Linked DNA regions of Homo sapiens: region 2 is linked to region 1. A link is an interaction called in ENCODE POLR2A ChIA-PET data of the cell type or tissue named here. Cell type or tissue: OCI-LY7. All regions are shown on one strand. Links, peaks and the distances in the headings refer to the core of each region. The heading gives the core; the rest is flanking DNA.

The links. Peaks named below come from ENCODE experiments on the same cell type or tissue, not always from the same donor. Only the 100,000 strongest peaks of a DNase experiment are listed, where the experiment ranks them.
Region 2: POLR2A ChIA-PET joins it to region 1 with 7 read pairs; 3 of 35 experiments call an interaction of 5 or more read pairs at or near these places.

The regions. Positions count from the first base shown.
Region 1 is chr3:142,088,447-142,093,827 of GRCh38, reverse strand. TFDP2 (transcription factor Dp-2) reads left to right here. Exons shown (of 13, transcript NM_001178139.2): 3 at 701-767. Among named protein-coding and RNA genes, the nearest start is that of TFDP2, 58 kb to the left of the region's middle. In OCI-LY7, for the core only: no CTCF peak of the experiment used is centred there; no DNase peak of the experiment used is centred there; H3K27ac peaks cover 3,451 bases.
Region 2 is chr3:141,862,884-141,868,264 of GRCh38, reverse strand. It overlaps the pseudogene HMGN2P25. Among named protein-coding and RNA genes, the nearest start is that of ATP1B3, 11 kb to the left of the region's middle. In OCI-LY7, for the core only: no CTCF peak of the experiment used is centred there; no DNase peak of the experiment used is centred there.

The DNA.
Region 1 (5,381 bases), core at 281-5,280:
GAGGAAATGCATGACTTGACCAAGGCCAAACCCCTAGTAGGCTTGATGGTCCAGAATATGAATCCAAGCAGTTGGACTTAAGGCCAATGTATTTTACTTCTGCATTGTGGTATTAATGGTCTTTATTTGATTCCTCACATGTCATAGTATTGAAAGCATTTTAGATAGTGATTAAGAATAGTACAAATTAAGGGCAACAGTGGGGATGGAATTTTGAAATATCTATTGGCAACTTCATGGCTGCCACATTACTTACTTGCTTTCAAAGAACTGTCAGTAAAATCTGTAAAATCTCAGTTCTGCTCATAAGTAATAGTATTTCATTAATTTTTATCTTAAGCTGGACAATTCATATTCCCCTCACCTTTTTTTTTTTTGAGACAGGGTCTCACTCTGTCATCCAGGCTGGAGTGCAGTGGCATGATCTCAGCTCACTGCAACACCTCTGCCTCCCAGGCTCAAGCAATCCTCCGACCTCAGCCTCCCAAGTAGTTGGGACTACAGGCAATATTCTTCCCCTTTTAAATAATATGTCAACATTTCATTTTAAAATAATACTCCTGTGGTTAATATAATTAATTCATTTGATGTGGCTATATATATTTGATATGGATGTCTGATGGAAGATATAAAATAGCTTGTTAAGTGAACACATACTACTTAATATTCTATTTTTAACTTTTTAAACGGTTTTATTCAGGTTGGTTTGACTTCCACAAATGCAGAAGTAAGAGGATTTATAGATCAGAATCTCAGTCCAACAAAAGGTAAGGATTATTGAATAAAATTTTTCTGAATTAAGTTAGTTTTATTGCATTTGTTTTGTAAAATATGCAGCTACATGAATTACTTTATGTATAATAATTTTATGATATTAGCACGTTGTTCCATGCCACATAACTTGTGCTGTATGAAAGTCATTTACCTCTGACAGACGGAGGATTTTTGTGTGTGATTTTTCTCTTTCCTAAGAGATCTCTAAGATCCCTTATCAATGATCTTATTACAATTGAAACTGTTCAGACCACTTTTTTCTTGATTTTCTTGTTTGACAATCCTACTTTCAAATGGTTTAAGTTGTAAGGAAGTACAGTAGAGAAAATACGTATATATGTGTTTTGTATATTTTATATACGTGTGTATGTGTGTATTTCTTTGACTAATATATGTCTTACTGGAAGAATGCTTATATCAGAAATCTGGCCCACTGGCTTGGTGCAGTGGCTCACACCTGTAATCCCAGCACTTTGGGAGGCCGAGGCAGAAGGATCACTTGAGCCCAGGAGTTTGAGACCAGCCTGGGTAACATAGTGAGACTCTGTCTTTACAAAAACTTAGCCGGGCATGGTGATGTGTACCTGTAGTCCCAGCTATTCAGGAGGCCAGTGTAGGAGGATTGCTTGAGCCTGGAAGGTTGAGGCTGCAGTGAGCCATAATCATGCCACTGTACTCCAGCCTGGGTGACAGAATGAGACCTTGTCTCAAAAGAAAAAAAAGTATTCTGACCCACCAGTACAAGAACTTACACAGGAACCAGCAGTATCTTTCAATATGTCTCTTTGAACAATATCTTGTGGTATATAGAGATACATGCTGAAATGTCTACGGATGAAATTATATGATGTCTGGAATTGGCTTCAAAATAATCCACTAGGAGAAGGAGGGTAAAGTGGGTGGTATTATAGATAAAACAATATTGTCTTAAGTTGATTATTTGTTTAAGTTAGGTAATATTTCTGTGGGGTTTCATTATTCCTTTCCTTTCTCTTTTGTGTGTATTTGAAATTTTTCATTATAAACTGTAGGAAAAAGATCTATTACAATACAAATAGCTATGAGAGAAACATCAGCTTCCTTAAAGGGTTTATGTCTAAGGTGGGAGACGTACTCTAGAGCAGAGGTCCCCAATTCCCAGGCTGTGAGCTCATGGCCTGTTAGGAACCAGGCTGCATAGCAGAAGGTGAGCGGCCAGCAAGTGAGCATTAGATTCTCATAGGAGGGCGAACCCTATTGTGAACTGCACATGGGAGGGATCTGGGTTGTGCAGTCCTTTAGAGAATTTAATGCCTGATTATCTGAGGTGGAACAGTTTCATCCTGAAACCATCCATCTCTCTCCACCCCCATCCATGGAAAAATTGTCTTCCACGAAACTGGTCCCTGGTACCAAAAAAGGTTGGGGACCACTGTTCTAGAGAGCAGGCTAGAGACATCTATATTCCAATATAAAAATGTCTAGCTTATTTTATTTATTTTTTTTTTGGTGGCAGAGTCTCACTCTGTTGCCCAGGCTGGAGTGCAGTGGCATGATCTTGGCTCACTGCAACCTCCACTTCCCGGGTTCAAGTGATTCTCCTTCCTCAGCCTCCCAAGTAGATGGGATTACAGGCACATGCCACAATGCCTGGCTACTTTTTGTATTTTTGGTAGAGACAGGGTTTCCACGGTTTCACCTTGTTGGCCAGGTTTAAGCCACCACACCTGGCCTAGCTTAATAATAGTAATAGTCTGTGGGAATGATTCTGAGAGTTAAGGTATGTATTATGAGGCCATTTAAGAGATACTTTAAGCCTCAATGCTCCTCATTTTTTTTCCCACATGACAACATTCATAGAAAATGATAACATTTGTGGGATGCACTAGGGCTAAACAAAAAGGCTGCTTAAGGTCAGGATTAAGCTACCTAAAAGCTTCAGCTGCCCGAGGCCACTCCAGACTGCCGTGAGGGCTGAGGGACTCCATTCTTTTGTATACCCATAGCTTATTCACAACACGTAACTGGGAATCTCTGCTCTAATAAAACGTAGTAATCAGGTCAGGGGAAGGAAGTGGGAACAACAAGCTTGGTAGACATGGAAGACATATTGAGTATTGCAATAATGAGAATAATGGAATGATGCAGCAACCTTGAAAATAAAGAGAGGATAGCAAGTCATAAAGGGGAAAAGTGACATGGAAAAATGCTTTTGGCTGGGCATGGTCGCTCACACCTGTAATCCCAGCACTTTGGGGGGCCAAGGTGGGCGGATCACCTGAGGTAAGGAGTTTGAGACCAGCCTGAGCAACATGGTGAAACCCTGTCTCTACTAAAAGTACAAATATTAGCCAGGTGTGGTGGCAGGTGTCTGTAATCCCAGCTACTGCGGAGGCTGAGGCAAGAGAATCACTTGAACCCAGGAGGCGGAAGCTGCAGTGAGCTGAGATCATGCCATTGCACTCCAGCCTGGGCAACAGAATGAGAGTCTGTCTCCAAAAAAAAAAAAAAAGGAAAGAAAGAAAGAAAAATGCTTCCAAAAGACAGAAGACAAAGAAAGAGAATGGGGGTTTAGGTGAGAAAGATTGTCTTTGATGGTAGAATAGGCATCTGAAGGGTAAGTACTAGTTATAAATGTTAGCCCTGGACAGATGTTAACACCAGTAAAGTTTAGTTACAGAGTAAAACCTCAGTTTGTTTAACTTTATAGAACAAATGGAGAGGAAGACAGAGAATCATTTAAGAGTGGACTAGAGAGATCAGATTTTGAAATAGCTATATGCATGTGTTTGTTTTTGAGACAGGGTTTTGCTATGCCCAGGGTGGTTTTGAACTCCTGGAGTTCAAACCTCTGGAGTAGCTGAGACTACAGGCATGTGTCACTGCACCTGGCTGAAATAATTATATGTTTTAAAAGAAAACTGTTGCTCTTCTTTGAGCTGTTAGCTAGTAACAGCAGAAGGAACTTCACATTAAGTGAACCAACAAGATTTGGAAGAGATTTCTTTTAATTGGTAAAATTCAGTTAATATTTGTTACAGGCCCAAGATGAGAGTTGTATTGGAAGTGAGATGTAGAAAAGTATTTTTCTTAATTGAAATGATGATGTAGCAATGATATTATAGAAACTTTTGAAAAATAGAAAAAAAATTCTGCCTTTCTAATACAACCTTTTCTTTTTTGTAATTTTTCATAATTATTTATATAACTATGTTTTAAAGTTATAAAACTGGTAAGTATTATAGTTGTCTATTTTCCTTTTTTGACTGAATCTAAAAAACACACTTTGCATGTTTTCACATTTATAAATACCTTTCTTAGAGCTTCATACTGTTTCATTGTGCTTATGAGTAATGATTTATTAAACATTTTTTCATTTCCTTATTGTTGGATATTTGTCTTTTTTGTTGGTTATATATGATGCATATATATTTCTATATATGATATAAACCTATGATGTTGGACATCATAATGAATCTTTAATCAGCTAAGTTTTTGTTTCTTTTTATTTATTAAGATAAGTACTCAGAAGTGCAGTTACTGGGTCACTCCCCTGCCTAATTAAACCCTTTTAAGCAACTTCCTATTTAAATTAAAATAAAATCCCAAATCCCTTACCTGCAACACCCTGAAGTTAGGTCCTGAAGTTAGGTTCATTTTTTTCCTACCATTTTTCCTCTGTGTTCTTCACATATGACAATTTTCATTAATCTGTCTTCAAGTTAGCTTATTTTTTTTCAGTTATCACTATTCTATTAATCCTAGCCAGTGATTTTTTTTTTCAGACGTTGCATTTTTCAGTTCGAGAATTTCCATTGGGTTCTTTATGTTTTTTTTTTTTCTACTGAGGAGAGAGGGTGAAAGCACAAATGCAAGAGCATTGACAAAGAAATTGTAGAATGTTAGAGCAGCACTGAACTCAATTGAGGTTAAAGATCTTAAACCCTGCTGGACGCAGTGACTCACACCTGTAATCCCAGCATTTTGAGAGGCTGAGGGGGGTGGAACACCTGAGGTCAGGAGTTTGAGACCAGCCTTACCAACATGGTGAAACCCTGTCTCTACTAAAAAATACAAAAATTAGCTGGGCATGGTGGCGGGCACCTGTAATCCCAGCTGCTTGGGAGGCTGAGGCAGGAGAATCGCTTGAACCAGGGAGGCAGAGGTTGTAGTGAGCCAAGATCACGTCATTGCACTCCAGCCTGGGTGACAGAGCAAGACTCCGTCAAAAAAAAAAAAGATATTAAATCCAGGAGGTCGACTACTTTTGTCCAGCAGCACTGATAAGAAAGATAGCTGGTCTGGGCACAGTAGCTCATGCCTATGATCCCAGCACCCTGGGAGACTGAGGTGGAAGGATTTCCTGAGTCCAGGAATTTGAGGCTGCAGTGAGCTATGATTGCACAATTGCATTCCAGCCTGGGTGACAGAGCATGACCCTGTCTCAAAAAAAAAAAAAAAGAAAAAAAAAAAGACCTGGCGCAGTGGCTCACACCTATAATTCCAGCACTTTGGGAAGTTCGAGCCCCCAGCCTAGGCAGCATGATGAAACCCTGTCTCTACTAAAAATACAGAAATTAGCCAGGTGTGGTGGCGCATGCCTGTAATCCCAGCTACTCGGGTGGCAG
Region 2 (5,381 bases), core at 231-5,230, 230 kb after region 1:
CTTGAGCTCAGGAGTTCAAGACCAGCCTAGGCAACATAGTGAGAACTCGTCACTGAAAAAAAAAGTATAAATGAAGCCAAAACCACAGTAGCTATGGACTCTTATATACTATATACTTAGTATTTTATATTGATTTTTCCACCTAAATAAAAATATAATTTTTAAACCCCACAGAGCTGTGTCAAAAAACACAAAATTATTTTTAATTATAGAAGGGATTAAGATATCAATCTCCAATGAGTTTTGATTTACTTTTGATTAATATTTCAGTTACAGAACAATCTGCAAATTTAACTCAAATTTGAAATATTATTATTATTTATTATTATCAAGCAGCTTCCTGAGCCAGAGTAGGCTTGCACAGACTCCCTCAAATGTGAATTTTTTTTTTTTTTTTGAGGTAGAGTCTCGCTCTGTCGCCAGGCTGGAGAGCAGTGGTGTGATCTCGGCTCACTGCAACCTCTGCCTCCTGGGTTCAAGTGATTCTCCTGCCTCAGCCTCCTAAGTAGCTTGGACTACAGGCGCACACCACCACATCCAGTTTTGGTTTTGACTTCATTTATACTTTTTTTTTTTCAGTGATGAGTTCTTGCTATGTTGCCCAGGCTGGTCTTGAACTCCTAATTTTTGTATTTTTAGTAGAGATGGGGTTTCACCATGTTGGCTAGGATGGTCTCTATCTCTTGACCTTGTGATCCGCCTGCCTCGGCCTCCTAAAGTGCCAGGATTACAGGTGTGAGCCACCGCACCTGGCCTCAAATGTGAAATTTAAAATGAAGGTATCTATTAAATTATCAGGCCCCTTGGGCCTGTAATATTCTGAAATAATACATACTACAGTTTTTCTATTTACTTCTTTTGTGAAGAGCACTGACTCAAGATGGGCCAGAAAGAATTTCCTTCTGGAGGGGCAAAGCACACCAAAGAATGATGTCTTATGCTTCATCATTGTTTGTTTTTGGTTTTGTTTTTCCCTAAGTTGCCTCTTGAGATTTATCAGTGTTTTACAGCATCTTGAAGGTATTTGAGTCTCAAAAGTTAGCCCTAGGGCCAGGCGCAGTGGCTCACACCTGTAACCCTAGCACTTTGGGAGGCTGAGGGGGGTGGATCACCTGAGGTTGGGAGTTCAAGACCAGCCTGGCCAACATGGTGAAACCCTGTATCTACTGAAAATACAAAATTAGCCGAGTGTGGTGGCATGCACCTCTTATCCCAGCTACTCGGGTGCCTGAGGCAGGAGAATCACTTGAATCTGGGAGGCAGAGGTTGCAGTGAGCTGAGATTGTGCCACTGCACTCCAGCCTGGGTGACAGAGTGAGACTCTGTCTCAAAAAAAGAAAAAAAAATAGCCCTAGGCTTTTTTTTTTTTTTTTGGATAAAACTCAAATGCTCTTGCCAAATTTGAGGCATTTGATTCCCTATTCAAGAATCCTTCAAAAGTCTTATCATCCTAAACTCGACAATTTATTTCTGATTGTCATAATTGAAGAACAATTTATTTCTGATTGTCAGCATGAAGAAAAGCTACCAAGGATGTGTAGCTTTTCGCTCACATTGTGATTCTTAACATGGTAGTAGGTTAAGCATGTCTTACCCACTCCTAGATCCTCAGGGAAGGGTTCCTCCAGATGAGTTGGTTTAAGCCCCTCTGTTCATGGATGAGGAAACTGAGGCCCAGAGGGGCTGAGAAACTGAGTCTACACAGAAACTCAATGAGATGCATAAAATGAGACCAGAGTGCTCAGCTCCTAGTGAGGCTTTCTTTCTGTTATTCTGTGCTGTTTTTTTTTATTTTTCTATTTTTAACCTCACTGTCATGCAATATGCCCATGTACTGTGCCATTTCTTTAACTCAGAAACTCACTATCAAATTTGATCAAAATTTTCAAACTCTCCATACGTTAAATACCAGTATTTTAAAAAAATTACCGGGGCTCGGTGGCTTATGCCTGTAATCCCAGCACTTTGGGAGGCCAAGGTGGGCTGATCACCTGAAGTCAGGAGTTCCAGACCAAACTGGCCAACATGGCAAAATTCCATTTCTACTAAAAATACAAAAATTAGCTGGGTGTGGTGGTGGGCCCCTGTAATCCCAGCTACTGGGGAGGCTGAGGCAGGAGAATCACTTGAACCTGGGAGGCAGAGGTTGCAGTGAGCCAAGATTGCGCCACTGCACTCCAGCCTAGGTGACAGAGTGAAACTCCATCTGAAAAAAAAAAAAGTCTAAAATATACTTTTGTAAACCTGAAAAATCATGATTTTTTTTTTTTTTGAGACAGGGTCTCACGCTATTGTTCAGACTGGAGTGCAGTGGCATGATCACAGCAGACTGCAGCCTCAACTTCCCAGGCTCCAGTGATCCTCCCACCTCAGTCTCCCAAGTAGCTGGGACTACAGGTGTGCACCACCAGATCTGGCTAATTTTTTTGTATTTTTTTTTTTTTTGTAGAGATGGGGGTCTTGCCTTGTTGCCCAGGCTGGTCTTGAACTCCTGAGCTCAAGTGATCCATCTGCCTTGGCCTCCCAAAGTGCCCGGCCAATCATGATTCTTTAGATAGTCTATGATTTTAAAAGTCCCTCATTGGTCCAGAATAATGGAGGTAAAGAAAATACTTTCCATATCCTGGAGTCTAGGGCATCCTTCTATGAATAAGGAAATGTAGCCTAAAAGAAAAGTAGGACCTATCTTTTTGCATTCCATCTTTATGTGAACAAAGATGTCTCAAACATAGTGATCAGAACTCATTCTTTCTATTCCAACAAGTCATGGGCTTCTGGTGTGTCTGCTAGACAATGCTTAGGGGAAAGTTGGAGCAATTCAAAATTTAAATTCAATTTCCTAGTTGCCAGGATTGTGTTATCTGATTTTATTAAGAAATAACTGATGGAGCAGTATGAAGAGGCGAGAAAGACCCCCAGACCAACCAAAGCCTGCACCCCACTGCATCCCACGCCCCGCGCCTACGTCCCGCCAGCGCTGCCACCATGCCCAAGAGAAAGGCTGAAGGGGATACTAAAAGAGATAAAGCCAAGGTGAAGGACGAACCACAGAGAAGATCCGTGAGGTTGTCTGCTAAGCCTGCTCCTCCAAAGCCAGAGCCCAAGCCTAAAAAGGCCCCTGCAAAAAAGGGAGAGAAGGTACCCAAAGGGAAAAAGGGAAAAGCTGATGCTGGCGAGGAGGGGAATAACCCTGCAGAAAATGGAGTTGCCAAAACAGACCAGGCACAGAAAGCTGAAAGTCCTGGAGATGCCAAGTGAAGTGTCTGCATTTTTGATAACTGTGTACTTCTGGTGACTGTACAGTTTGAAATACTATTTTTTAATCAAGTTTTATAAAAATGCAGAATTTTGTTTTGCTTTTTTTCTTAAAGCTTTGTTGTTAGCACACAGAACACTTCATTGTTTTAGGGGGTGGGGCATATGTCCCTAACAGAATGTCTCTGAAGCTGGATTGATGTGGGGAAAACACCTTTCCCTCCTAGTTTTGAGAGACTTCCTCTTGGCTCCCAGGAGGAGGGATTCCCTGACTTTGACACAGATGGCCCCTTGGCAAAAAAGCCTTGTGTTATAGAAAAACAAATTCGTTTTTGTGTCCTCTTCTCCCTTTCCACCTTTCAGCGTAGGCTTAACTCCCTTAAACCCAGACATCTGTTGGGACCTGACCCCCAATTATTGGTTACCAGTGTATGAGGCAATCTGGACTTTCCAGTGATGCCAGTGAGATGGCACCCCTCAAAAGAGCAGTGGTTCCGTTTCTAGATTGTGGATCTTCAGATAAATTCTGCCATTTGCATTTCACTTCCTGAAAGTCAGGATTGACTCATGAAAAGCTGTTAAACAACATGCTAAATGTGAAATGTCAACCCTCATTCTATACTCTTCCCATTGAGAGCATCGAATGAAGACTTCATTGGGTTTTATAGTGACTTCCTGGGTTTTGGTAATCCATTAAAGAAGGGAGTTTGAAAGTTGTTGTAGGCTGGCCACGGTGGCTCACACCTGTAATCCCAGCACTTTGGAAGGCCGAGGTAGGCAGATCACGAGGTCAGGAGATCGAGACCATCCTGGCTAATATTGTGAAACCCTGTCTCTACTAAAAATACAAAAAATTAGCTGGGCATGGTGGCAGGTGCCTGTAATCCCAGTTACTCGGGAGGATGAGGCAGGGGAATCACTTGAACCTGGGAGGCGGAGGGTTGCAGTGAGCCGAGATCGTGCCACTGCGCCACTGTACTCTAGCCTGGGCGACAGAGCAAGACTCCGTCTCAAAAAAAAAGAAAAAAAAAAAAACAAGAAAGTTGTATACCGGTAACGATTGTCTGCCCATGTCCTGCCTGAAATACCATGATTGTTTATGGAAAGTATCTTTTATAAAGCTGGATACAGTTTGGCTTGGGGAAAAAAAGAGAAATAACTGACTTAACATTATTTAAATAATTCCTTTTCCTTTCAGTTTGACGTTTTGTTTTTAGTGGAAAATAATTGTGTCAGAGAAGTGACTATGTTCTTTGAAACAGGAACTACCTTTCACAATCTTATTAAGAAGAACATGAGGGAAAATTTAAATGTCTAGGCAATATCACAACAATATTTCCTAAGAGACTTGATAATGTCTCCAGGGGCATGGGAATTCAAGTTCCTTGATTCTAGTTATTGTGTTGCAACTGACTCACTCTAAGACTGTAGCTTAATTACTTTTACACAAATCACTATCTCTAATGCATTGTATACAAGTACATAACTCTACCTTACTGGGAATATTATGAGGAAAATTATCTTTTGGTTAAATGTTGGTTTGGGAGTTAAGAAATATCCATGAATACATATTATGTTTCAACTACCTGCAAATCACATAAGCTTGTATTAGTCAATGATTTTTTCCATAGCAGAAAACAGAAAGCAAAATTAAATTGACTTATACAATAAGGGAATCAGCCGGGCATGGTGGCTCATGCCTGTAATCCCAGGACTTTGGGAGGCTGAGGCAGGCAGATCAGTTGAGGTCAGGAGTTCGAGACCAGCCTGGTCAACATGGTGAAACTCTGTCTCTACTAAAAATACACACACACACACACAAATTAGCCGGTCATGGTGGCAGGTGCCTGTAATCCCAGCTGCTTGGGAGGCTGAGGCAGGAGAATTGCTGGAGCTGGGGAGGCAGAGGTTGCAGTGAGCCAAGATCACACCAACTGTACTCCAGCCTGGGTGACAGAGTGAGACTCCATCTCAAAAAAAAAAAAAAAAAAAAAGGAAATTTACAGGGATGAATATTGCTGAAAACTCTGGACGTTACTGGCTTCAGGAAAGTTTTCATCCAACGCCCCAATGATATAAACAAATCCTGAACTCCTGCTTTCCATTTATTGGTTTCATCACCTCAG